2 separate regions of the Homo sapiens genome follow, and region 1 is linked to region 2. The links are chromatin loops, found by intact Hi-C in ENCODE. Cell type or tissue: Caco-2. All regions are shown on one strand. Links, peaks and the distances in the headings refer to the core of each region. The heading gives the core; the rest is flanking DNA. Region 1 overlaps KRT37 (keratin 37). Region 2 overlaps KRT19 (keratin 19).

Region 1 (6,780 bases), core at 1,050-6,049, 100 kb after region 2:
GGAGATGATTCTGAAGGCCCGAGTTAGGAGATTGAGGCTGGTTGCACTGGGGTCAGGAGTGCCCTCACCTTGCCCAGTCTTCCTTCAAGACTAGACTCACTGAGGCATTTTCCCTAAATCAACCGGTAGCAGATACTTCCAAGGAGTGGCTCCCTGCCTATGCCTCTAAGCTGTATTTTTTGTTGTTGCTAAAATGTTGTAATTATCTTCCATGAAAGCAATTATTTTTCCTGGTGTCTCTTCTTGGTACTTTTAGTTCTATTCCAGTGTTTCAGAATCTCCAAAAATGTAACTGGGTTCCCTGCATTAAATGGTCAATAAACCTCCTTCCTGCACCAAGTGCTGTCTCCCCGGTGTTGGTTGTATGTGAGATGTCGGAGAGTCCTGGTCGTCAGGTCCTGTGTCCTCACTGGCTCTGACATCTTGCTTCCAGGAGCTCCCTGGGGTGCTCTGGGGCCTCTGGATGAAGGTCCCTTCCTGATGTTGGATGTGTATTCACCTTTCCCAGGGATCCCTATAGACTGGTGGAAGGAAGTGATGCCAGTTGCCAAGTTTGAATTCTTTCAGAACAGCTCAGAGCTAACATGTCCCTACCATGCTTTTGGCATCTTCAGCCTCTTGTTATTTTGTCCAAGAGCAAAATCACATCACTTAGCATTCTAATATCGTCAAAGGAAGGTCGTGTTGAGAATTGTCTGAGCCAAGTTGCCAAGTTTTTCCTCTCACTCCAGTTGGCCCCTTTCATGGAGCCATGGAATTCTCGCCCACTCTCCCAAATGCAGAGGCCCAGATTGGGCACTGGAGACTGGGGTCTTGGTCCTGGGGCACTTCTAGGCTTTAGTTTTCTCTAGAGAGATGCTGCCACTGATGTTTCTGTTGTCTATTCTGCTGCTGTCTTGGAGGTGCTGGCGGTGAGGGCTGCCGCTGCCATCAGAGCACTCCAAGTCCCTGCCTGCCTCTCAGATGTGGCTTTGGCACTGGCCAAGGTGGTTCACAGCCAGATGCAGTTATAAGCAGGTGGAGGAGCAGCCCAGAGAGGCTGCTGCCTCCCACGCCATGCTAGTCAGTTTACGGCAAGCACCAAGTGTGTCCAGAAGAATGAAACTCTTGGGTCTCAGCTTGTCCATGTGCCCTGGTGCAAAGAGCAATGAAAAACTGGTCCTTCTTCATGGTGGCATAGTGTGGTGGAGGTGGATCTTCTCTAGGGTCAGGGAAACTTGGGTTCAAATCCCACCTTGGTGACTCTGAAGTGGGATTTGAACCCACCTTGCTGAGTGAAGTTGGCCAGGTCACTGCATTCTCTTGAGACCTATTCCTTGTTTGTGGAAGTAGGATAGTTGTATTTCCCTCTCACTGTGGTTGAGGGGTAATGCATCTAATGTTCCTGGCATCTAGAAGGTGTTCAGTGGATATTGGTTTATTGGGGCTCCCTAGGAACCAGCAGGTACAATCTCTTCCTCCCAGAGAGAAAAAGGAGCTGAAGAGATAGTAGCAGAACCCACTCTCAGCATCGGGGCCCTAGATTCTACGTTGGTGGCTGGAAAGTTTGGCCATATTCCTTGTTCATGTACATGCAATAATAAAAGCCATCTTCTGTTGTCATTAGGCCTGTTTCTCACTCCAAGTAGCCTAACTGAATCCAAAAAAGCATTCATTGGGCTGTCAGAGGACAAGACTGTTTGGTGGGCTCTTCTAATGAGGAACCCACAAGAGTCATGTTTTAAGAAGTGGCCATGACCCTCCCTGACCCTCAGTGTGATGGGGTTGTGGAGATCCGACCTGTCCCCACCTTTCTTGGCCAGGTCACACCCTTAACAAGCTCTACCTATGAGGTCCCATGGCTAGGTGTGACAGGAGGTGCCACTCAGGTACATAGAAAATGAAGGCTAGAGGCTGGCAGGTGGGTAACCAGTGCAGTCAGGACACCTGGACCCTGGGGTTTTACTCACATTCGTTATCCTAGCCTGAGAGCTTAGGGCTCCCTCTGGTACCAAATCCCAGACATCTTTTCTTGCAAGTGATTCTCCCGCCTGGACATTCTGTGCCTGTCCCTGGCCTCTCTGCCTCACATACTCTCACCGACTGGATGGATATAGCCCTGAATGTGGCACAATAGGCTTTGCTTTGGCCACAATAACTGCAACCAGGTGTCTCTTATTTTCCTTCTCCTGAGGCTTCTGCTCCCTTGGCTGGGGGCCACATCTGGTTCTGAGCCACCTAGTGCTTAGCCCGTCCCTCTTCAGTTCACCAATCCTGCACTGCCTGTGGGCTGATGTGTGATATTTCTTCCCAGCCTTCACGTGGTAACATCAGTTGCGGCTCATGAGGCCCATGCACTTATGTATTTTTTGACACCAAATGCCATTTCTCACAAATTCCAGCAAAGTGGAAAGGAGAAAGGGTAAACAGCTACAGGCTGCTGGGGTGGACACTGCAGTCACCGAGAGAGCTCTGGGGAAGGGCCCACTCCTGCTCCCACCACTGTCTACACTGGGAAGCCAAGAAGATTGAAGTGAATTTCTGGACTTTCCTGAACAGGAGCATTTTTTATTTGGATAGTTTTTTTGTAGACGATGATATGTGATACCTAAGGCTGATGGTGTGTGCCCCACCCTCCCCTCCTTCCCCCCAGCATCTTCTCTTTGTCTTCCTGACCAAGAACAAAATCAATTTCATCTGTTCTCATGGCCACTTATAATCTTCATGAGCTCAGCTTGAAGCTCATGAAGTTCTCAGCCTGTTTAAATTAAACCATTTTTAATGTATCTTTTTTCTACCTAATTCAGTGTTTCATAACCATGCCTTCCCACTTAATAAATGTAAAGATATCTTGCCTTCTCACTTAATGTTTTAACTTTCAAAAATGTAAATACCAAACTCGTATCATGACTAAAAGACAGCTCATTTCAAATACAGGTTATGCTTGTTTTCAAATGACACTTCCTCTAACTAAAATAACTTCCCTGCCATCTGTTTTAGATATTCCAAACATCACCTCCCCACTGGGGCTAGGGGGTGATACACAGACTCTCCCAGTTAGAATCACCGTTCCTATTCAAGTATGAGCCCCTGGGCTAAGCTTACCTGCTTTACCTGCCTGCCAGGTGTAATACGTTTTAGCTTCTGAGGAGGAGGGTTTCTCAGTGACCCAGGCTGCTCTGCCCTGGCCCCAGGCCTTTGTCTGTGACCCCCTAGTGGCCAGTCCCAGGTAGCTATATTTCACACTCATCCTCTCCAAACTTGAATGCAGCTTCTCCCGCTCTAGCCAGCTCTTTCCTTTGACTTCTCAGCTCCCTTGAAGCACACAATTGTCCTAGGAACTTGGGGGTGACCTTGGGGCCACTTTCGGTTTCTCTTCCTCCTTTGACCCCATATACAGTAATTCTCCCTGTCTTGTAGAGTCCTTCTGCAGCATCTATGTCCTTTGTGCCTTCCTTTACTTCAGCACTGCTGGTGGCTGGTTTTGGGTTCCATCACATCCTGCCTGGATTCTTGTAAGAGCCTCCTCCTGCTCTCTTCTGTGCCAGGTTTGTTCTGCACACACCACCAGCCCTTCACTCTTTTGTGTTCTATTTATTGAGTAAATATTATGTACAAGGCACTGTATTGCATGCTAGAGAGCATACGAAATGAAGATGGAGTGTTCCCACTCCAGGGTGCACACTGGGCAGTGGTAAAAGGAAAATGGGGCCGGGCGCAGTGGTTCACGCGTGTAATCCTAGCACTTTGGGAGGCCGAGGCAGGTGGATCATCTGAGGTCAGGAGTTTGAGACCAGCCTGACCAACATGGTGAAACCTCGTCTCTACTAAAAATACAAAATCAGCCAAGCATGGTGGCACATGCCTGTAATCCCAACTACGCCAGAGGCGGAGGCAGGAGAATCACTTGAACCCGGGAGGCGGAGGTTGTAGTGAGCTGAGATCACGCCACTGCACTCCAGCCTGGGCGACAGAGCGAGACTCCGTCTAAAACAATAACAACAACAAAAACAAAACAAATAAACAAACAAAAAAGAAAATGAAATGTCAGGGCTTTCTAAATTTATTATGCCGAAGTGAAAAATTAAGCCTTGGAAACTGGGTCATGCGATATAGCTGTTCTTCTTCTCTCCTGCAAAGACAGTTGCTTCCTGACTTGTGTGTTGACATGTTGCATAGTAACCAGACTCCCTTGTCTGTATTCAAACCTAGAGTAAATGACATTGGAGAAGGAGGCCCTTGTGACTGCTACCTTTTTACAATAGAATGTTAAGCAACCCCATGAGAGTGTAATCAATAGCGGTCAATCAGATCTTACATCTGTACACTAGCCTTTGTGTGGAAAACGTCGTAATTCTGTTCAGCACCTCTATTTTTGCCTATATAAGTGATCTTCATTTTCCCCCTGCACTGGGAGTACTGATTGCCATTCTTCGGTGTTCGTGTGTCCCCAGAAGACGGCTCTCACATGCCATGCTTGAAAAAACTCTTTTTAACCAGATCCTGAGCCTTTTGATTATTTTAGGTTGACAGGCACTGGATTAATTTTCTAAAATTTCTCCTTTGATTCTCTCTTTCATCTGCTCAAAAACCTCCAGAGGACTCTGTTCTGTTTCTAGCTCTTCAGGCAAGTTGTGTGGCCCAGAGCAGGAACTTCATAGCTATTTGTTGAATAAATCCAGTTGGACAGCTGGCGTCTAGGAGTGTTGGCCTTGTGTTCAGTCCAGAGTCCACTATCTGGCCCTTTCTGGGTCACTGGGCAGAGCAGAAAGAACTTGGGCTTCAGGGTCAGGCAGACCTGGGCTGACATTTCAAGGCCCATACTTTTCATTCCAACTTGGTGAGTTCAGACAACATCCCTAACTGCTCTGAGCTTTGTTTTCTTTACTCTACAGTGGGATACTTGTAACTGCTTTGTAGTGTGGTTATAAGGATGAAAAGACACAACTATATGGGAAGCATATGGTATAATACTTGGTGGCACATAGTAGGTGGTCAAATAATAACACAGTAGGCCGCACATAGTAGGTGTCTATCTAATTTGCGTGTATAGATTTGTGAATGTGTGAGAGAGAATTAAGTAAAATATTGTATACCAAGTGCCAAGCTCGGTTCCCTTCACATAATAGATGTCAATAGATATTACTTCATGTGACCTTTATCTGTCCTTTATGAACATTGTTTTTCGCGTGGACTGGCCTCTTCCCCACAGGCATAAGCAACACAGTGTGCATATTTTCCTTTTTGTCTCTCCTCTCTCCTTCATCCTAGATATCCTCCTAAAACAAACCTCAGCAAAGAAGAGCAAACTAGGAAAACAAACAGAACTTGCTTATTACATTGGAGAAAACTGCATGCTAACTGATTTGAAGTACAGTAATCCAAACACTGGCTCCTCTTGAATTCATCAAATCCTGTTTTGTGACCTGGTGCTTCATTCACCTAGGATGAAGTCACCACAAAACTTGTCTATTGCTATGGAGCAGTGATTCCGTCTTCCAAGGGTGGTCCCCAGACCAGCAGCATCAGTGTCATGTGGGAACTTGTTAGAAATGCAGACTCCCTGGCCTGACCCCAGACCGCTTGAATCAGAAACTGTGGTGTGGGGCCTGAAAACCTGCATTTTTTGCAAGCCCTCTGGGTGATTCTGATGCTGGTTAAAGTTTGACCACTGGTGGAGATGTTATGAAAATAGAAGCAGACAATATTTTTAGCATAGAGGAGTACAAACTTCACTCTTACAGGCTTCAGAAATGCAATTTGGCTCTTTGGGTTGACATTTTGTGTCATTCAAACTCATTTCTTTGGGGGTCCAGTACTTGGGACAGGCCTGTTGTTGGCTGTTGCATTTCTGAAGTTGTACCCAGTTCTCTTGAGCCCACTTCTGCTTCTGAGTGTTTTCTTGTGTTCATCCTCTTTTTTTTTTTGTCACCCAGGCTGGAGCACAGTGGCTCGATCTCGGCTCACTGCAACCTCCACCTCCCAGGTTCAAGCAATTCTCCTGCCTCAACCTCCCGAGTATCTGGGACTACAGGCGTGTGCCACCACACCCAGCAAATTTTTGTATTTTTAGTAGAGATGGGGTTTCACCATGTTGGCCAGGATGGTCTCGATCCTTGATCTCGTGATCCGCTTGCCTCGGCTTCCCAAAGTGCTAGGATTACAGGCGCGAGCCACTGCGCCTGGCCTGTTCATCCTCTTTTTCTGGAAAACTGTCTCCCATCTTTCCTGCCCATCCAAGTCTTCCCAATCTTAAGTTCCAGACAAAGTGTCTTTGATGGCCCCTCTATATCTCTAAGCTCCAGTCACTTCTCCCTCCACTGAGTTACGTGACCTCTTTTTCTGCTCTCAGCTTTTTGAGGGTGGAAATTTCTCCTTTTCATCTCTGCATCCCCCATCCCCTTGAGAAGGGCTTTGGTATAACAGGAGTTCAGGAATATCAGACATTCAGAGTAAGTCACCAGGATAAGGCAAATCATGCCTTGGAGAATATCACCCACATCTGTATAGAGTTACAGAGAAGGGTCCCCATGCGTCTCATTGACTGTATATGGGACCAACTGGTGGCTGGCTGGTTGTCATGGCTGAATAGCCAGTGGCTCCAGCATGGTTTACACAAAAGTCCTGGGCAAGAAGGTTTTCTGGCCATCTACTGGCAGCCTTTCAATCTAAACTAATCAGAAATCCCACTGTACAGCCCGCACTTAAGAGTGATAGTAACTGTTACATCATGGAGCATGTCCAGGGAAACATTCCTGGGATGGCAAGGGGACTTTGAACCATGCTGAATGCAGAACCAGG
Region 2 (5,076 bases), core at 1-5,000:
TTACTAGGCCTGCACCTGAAAACTAAGCCCCTTTAGCCTGAAGGGTGGGGAAGTGACCTGGGCCAGGCCCAGTGGGGTCTGGGCCCTGACATGCCCATCTCTGCTGTATCTTTACAGGAAATCAGTACGCTGAGGGGCCAAGTGGGAGGCCAGGTCAGTGTGGAGGTGGATTCCGCTCCGGGCACCGATCTCGCCAAGATCCTGAGTGACATGCGAAGCCAATATGAGGTCATGGCCGAGCAGAACCGGAAGGATGCTGAAGCCTGGTTCACCAGCCGGGTAGGTAGAGGGAAGCAGGCACCCTTTGGGGGTTAGGAAGGGGAGGGCTTTGTGTTCCCTACGCGAAGGTCTGACTCAATGCTTATTCCCTCTTCTTCCTCTCTCTGCAGACTGAAGAATTGAACCGGGAGGTCGCTGGCCACACGGAGCAGCTCCAGATGAGCAGGTCCGAGGTTACTGACCTGCGGCGCACCCTTCAGGGTCTTGAGATTGAGCTGCAGTCACAGCTGAGCATGGTATGTGTCCCCCCACCGCCGCCGCTTCCCTGTGCAATTCACACTTATACCCTTGCAGCCTAGGGCAGCCTGGCCGGTGGCTGTGCCCATGCCCTCTCCGGGAACCAGGCTCTGCTGAGTCACAACCCCCTCTCCCTATCCTCAGAAAGCTGCCTTGGAAGACACACTGGCAGAAACGGAGGCGCGCTTTGGAGCCCAGCTGGCGCATATCCAGGCGCTGATCAGCGGTATTGAAGCCCAGCTGGGCGATGTGCGAGCTGATAGTGAGCGGCAGAATCAGGAGTACCAGCGGCTCATGGACATCAAGTCGCGGCTGGAGCAGGAGATTGCCACCTACCGCAGCCTGCTCGAGGGACAGGAAGATCACTACAACAATTTGTCTGCCTCCAAGGTCCTCTGAGGCAGCAGGCTCTGGGGCTTCTGCTGTCCTTTGGAGGGTGTCTTCTGGGTAGAGGGATGGGAAGGAAGGGACCCTTACCCCCGGCTCTTCTCCTGACCTGCCAATAAAAATTTATGGTCCAAGGGAGGAAGGACGTTTGGTTTATTATTTCAGCCCATGGAGAGAATAGGTCGTTCGGTTTGTTATTTGAGCCCATGGAGAGATGGGTCCTGCCTTGGCCCTGTTTAGGTTTTATTTGAACCAAAGTTCACTCTGTCCCAGGAAAGGGAGGGGAGGGTACTCACATACTTTGCCTGTAATGGTAATTCCTGTTTACAGAAGTCTTCATTTATTTAACCCGTTCCTTAAAATAACCTCATGAAATAAGCATTGCTTCCATTTTACAAAAGTAAACTAAGGCTCAGAGAGGTGAAGTGTTTTTTTCTATATGTAACTGCTCTAATGCATGGCAAAGGTGGGATTTGAAATTGTTTTTGCTTCTAGATTTAGTTTTCTTTCTACTCTACTCCCCAGGGCGTTGAGGTATCTGTGTGAAATTAATGTTTATTGAACACCTACTATGTGCCATTGAATTAAAAACAGCCCTAAAAGGTAGTATGAGCTGCATGTTATAGATCAGGAAATAGGCTCAGAGAGGTTCAGTAACTTGTCCAAGGCCACACAGCAACTACATGGTAGAGCCAGGACTAGAACCTAAGTTGCCTGATTCTTAGCCCATGGTGCCAGCCCCTGCCAGGTGGTCTCCTGGAGTTGACGCCACTTGTGCCGGTCTTGCTGACATTCCAGTCTTGTGCCCTATGAAGGCTCAGGCCGGGGATCCCTAGGGGCAGTTCCTCCCGACACATTTCTCCACCTCACTGAAACTGGGGGTTTGGGGCCAGGCATCCCGCTTGGAGCAAGGCTGGGGAGGCTGTACCTGTCAGTGTGTGTTGTGTGTGTGCATGCACTAACACATTCACCCATTTTTGGGGCAGCCCTGCATAAGCCCTTTAACGCCCACCAGCCCATACCTGGGCCCAGAGCCCAGAATGGGACCCAGCAGTGACCCAGACCTCCCACAGAGACCCCAACCCTGGCTTGCCTGGGGCCTGCCCTGGGCCAGCAAAAGAACGAAGTCCCAGCTTCCTGGTACAACTCTGCCCTTGGGTAGGTATGGCCCTGCTCCTGTGGTTTACATCTCAGCTGCCAAGAACTGAGGCCAATTCAAGGTAAGGAAGAGGCCCCAAAAGAAGTCCCACTTCTTCCTGGTGGAGAGGTGAGGGCTGCAGGCCCAACCCTATGAGTGATGGGGGCAAGTGAGGGACACTAGTTCCACGCCCGCATGCTGCCAAATGTACTCAGCACCCTGCTAAGGAGGCTGGAGACCCCATCACGGCCATGGCAATCCCGAAGGAGGAGCTGTTTCAAGGTTGGTTATGAACATGTAACCCCAGAGCCCCGCTGCTGTAGCCTGGACTGGGACCCCCTTCTGCCCCCTCCCTAGCTGTCCTGTTCTGGCCTCCAGCACCCACAAACCACCACCCCCAACTTAACTTCTCAGGAAGCCTTGGAGCTGGAGGGAGAGGCCTGGCTGCACCCCCAGCTGGGACTGCCCAGAGGCGCTTGTCCCTGCCCATGAAAGCCTCCCTTGTCACAGCTGAAACCTTCCCTCTGCCTCAGGGGCCCCTGGAATGTGGCTGCGGGGCGGGGTCTGGGCCCACACAGGTGGGGCAGGTGACTGTCAGGTCTCAGGCCTGAGTGTCAGGAATGAAGCCTGCCTTTGTGTGTGCACAGTGCAGGGTGGGGCTGGACTGGGGACACTTTTCTGTCTCAGCCTGGAGACCTGGGATAGGAGGGAGAGGGGAGTGGGGAAGTTGAGGGGAGTGCCTTTACATCCTGCTGGTCATCGTGGCCACTTCAGTCTGTTGAGCATTTCCTGTGAGTCATCTTGCTCCAACTGAGAGTCAGGCTGAGCTGGAGTTATTTCCATTTTCCTGATTGGTAGACTAAGGCTCAGAGAGAGGAGGCGGCATTACCCAAAGCCGCACAGCTGGTAAATGGGAAAAGAGGGGTTTAAAGGTAAGTCTCTGGGCTCCAGGACACACCCCCTCTCCCTGGCATTTCCCTGGGGAACAGGAGAGGTGTGGGAGGGTTCTAAGGTTGTTGGAGACTTCATTCTCCTTGTGCCCTCAAATGCTCACTATGGCCCTGAGGGGAGTCTGTGTTAATGGCCTAAGTTTAAATCAGGAACCAGGCTCAGAGAGGCTGAGTCTCTTTCCACTGGGCTGCACTGCCTCATTCTAAGGAGAAAAGGCCAGCTCCACAGATGGCCCCATCTGGCTGCAGTGGGCAAAGGTCAGAAACTGGCACAGCATCCTGGGCAGGCTGCCTGGGGCAGGGCCCGGGGCTACAGCCTGGGCTGGGGCCAGACAGAGCTTTATCTTCGCAAGGCCATCCCACCTGGTGCTAATGAGGAGGCTCCGGGCCCCACCCAGATCTGGAGCTCACAGTAGCGGTTTGGACTGAAACCAGGGATTTGTGCGTGGGGCAGTGAGGGGGGCAGCTGCCGCCCCTGGCCTGGGCCTGAGAGTATAGAGAAAGCCACCTCGAGGGGCTGCTGGAGGAGAGTCAGGTGCAGAAGGGGATCTGGCTGGGGTCCAGCCCTTCCTCACCCTGGGGTGAAAGGCGAGTAATTGTTCTTGAGTTAATTGCTGGGGCCACAATGTCTGCAGAGGCTTTTAATGAGCTCTGGATGATCTGAGTTTGATTATTTTTCTTTCGGAGGAAAAGACAATACCCTCCCACCCATGAGACAATACCACACTGTCTGTGCCCAGCATTGGAGGCCAGGCTCACTGCGAAGATGGATGAGAAGGAACCCACCCCCAGCCTTGCTGGCTGGCAGTTCCCCTTGCCAGCCCAGCTCAGATGCAGGAATTTGGGGTCTGCAGGAAGGACTCTTTCCCTGTGCCCTGTTTGGTTGAGGGTGTGAGGACCTGTTTGAGTCCTGGCTTTGCCCCTTACCAGTGGTGCCACCTGGCACAAGTTGCTTCACCTCTCCAAGTTTCAATTTCATTCTTTCTGAATCTTGGGTGGGGGTCACCCTCTGTTGTGAGGATGAGAGGAGGTGATGGATGCAAAAGTGCTTTGTAAATCACAAAGTGCAGGGTAGAAGTAAAGGATTATGCTATTATAGCAAAATAAGAACCTAAGAACAACCTGCGTTGCCCCATAGGAGCTGGCTATGGAAGGTCGATGCCGTTGAGCCTAAGAACATGCTCAGGCTCACAGGGCATGTTCTGATGCCCAACGACAAAGCCCCTCCTGGTGAGGGCACTCAGGCGCAGGTGCCGGTCATGCACCCTGGCCCCTGCATGTCTGGCACCTGGGTGGGGATCCAGGAGGGGGCAGGATGGGGGCTCTTGGGCCACAGGGCTTCCCTGGAAGTGAGAGTTGAGAGCGCCCCTTGCCACAGGGAAACAGAGACTTAAAAAGGTAAATGTCCACAGTCTTACCATGGTAATTGGTAGGGTCAGGATTTGAACCCAGGCCTCACAGTCTTACCATGATAATTGATAAAGCCAGGATTCAAACCCGGGCCTGAGGGACTCCAGAGCCCTGTCCACTTCACCATGCTGCAACCTGGGCTAGGAATCCTCCTCCTGAGTTTCTGTAAGCCCTGGGGCCAGGTCCAGAGGGCTGAGCCACACCTCCAAGTGGCACTGCCCACAGGTATCAGGTGTCCCTGGAAAGGTGTCCCTGAGCTGGTGGCAGAGAAAAGGGCTCTCCTGAGTGTTCAACTCCCCGTCTGTGTGAAGCAATGCCTTGGTCTTCAAGATCTCCGGTGTCTTCCAGCCTGCCTGCCAGTCTCCCTTCTCTTCCCTTCCACAGCATTCAGGCACATAGAGCCTTCTGCAGCGGCCCGTCCCCAGCCAGCACTTGACAGGACAGATGGGGGCTAATCTGGCCCTGCTAAGCAGCGACATGCCTCTCCTGGAGAAGGCAGGGGCTTCCTGGAACTTGCCCCAGCCTTATCAGCGGAGGTTTGCCCCAACACATCCCAGAAACGAGCAAAGGTTCAGCGCCGTGCAGTTGGCAGGTGTCGGGATCATCAGTCATCCCCTTGTCAGTCCCAAGCCTGCTGGGCTTTTGTGAGGGTGCCAGGAACACAGGCTGGAGGAT

What was found. Hi-C counts contacts between places; a loop is a spot of excess contacts. Peaks named below come from ENCODE experiments on the same cell type or tissue, not always from the same donor. Only the 100,000 strongest peaks of a DNase experiment are listed, where the experiment ranks them.
Region 1: a loop joins it to region 2, with 2.6 times the contacts of the local background. A loop is called at or near these places in 5 of 110 quality-filtered maps.

The regions. Positions count from the first base shown.
Region 1 is chr17:41,414,106-41,420,885 of GRCh38, reverse strand. It overlaps KRT37 (keratin 37), which reads left to right. Exons shown (of 7, transcript NM_003770.5): 7 at 1-339. The coding sequence ends at 8. Among named protein-coding and RNA genes, the nearest start is that of KRT37, 7.1 kb to the left of the region's middle. In Caco-2, for the core only: a CTCF peak has its summit at 3,188 (motif pointing left); DNase peaks (open chromatin) are centred at 3,155 and 4,715.
Region 2 is chr17:41,519,582-41,524,657 of GRCh38, reverse strand. It overlaps KRT19 (keratin 19), which reads left to right. Exons shown (of 6, transcript NM_002276.5): 4 at 118-279; 5 at 390-515; 6 at 661-1,041. The coding sequence ends at 915. Among named protein-coding and RNA genes, the nearest start is that of KRT15, 3.2 kb to the right of the region's middle. RefSeq lists enhancers at 2,116-3,315, 4,429-5,076. In Caco-2, for the core only: no CTCF peak of the experiment used is centred there; DNase peaks (open chromatin) are centred at 2,137, 2,617, 3,327 and 4,957.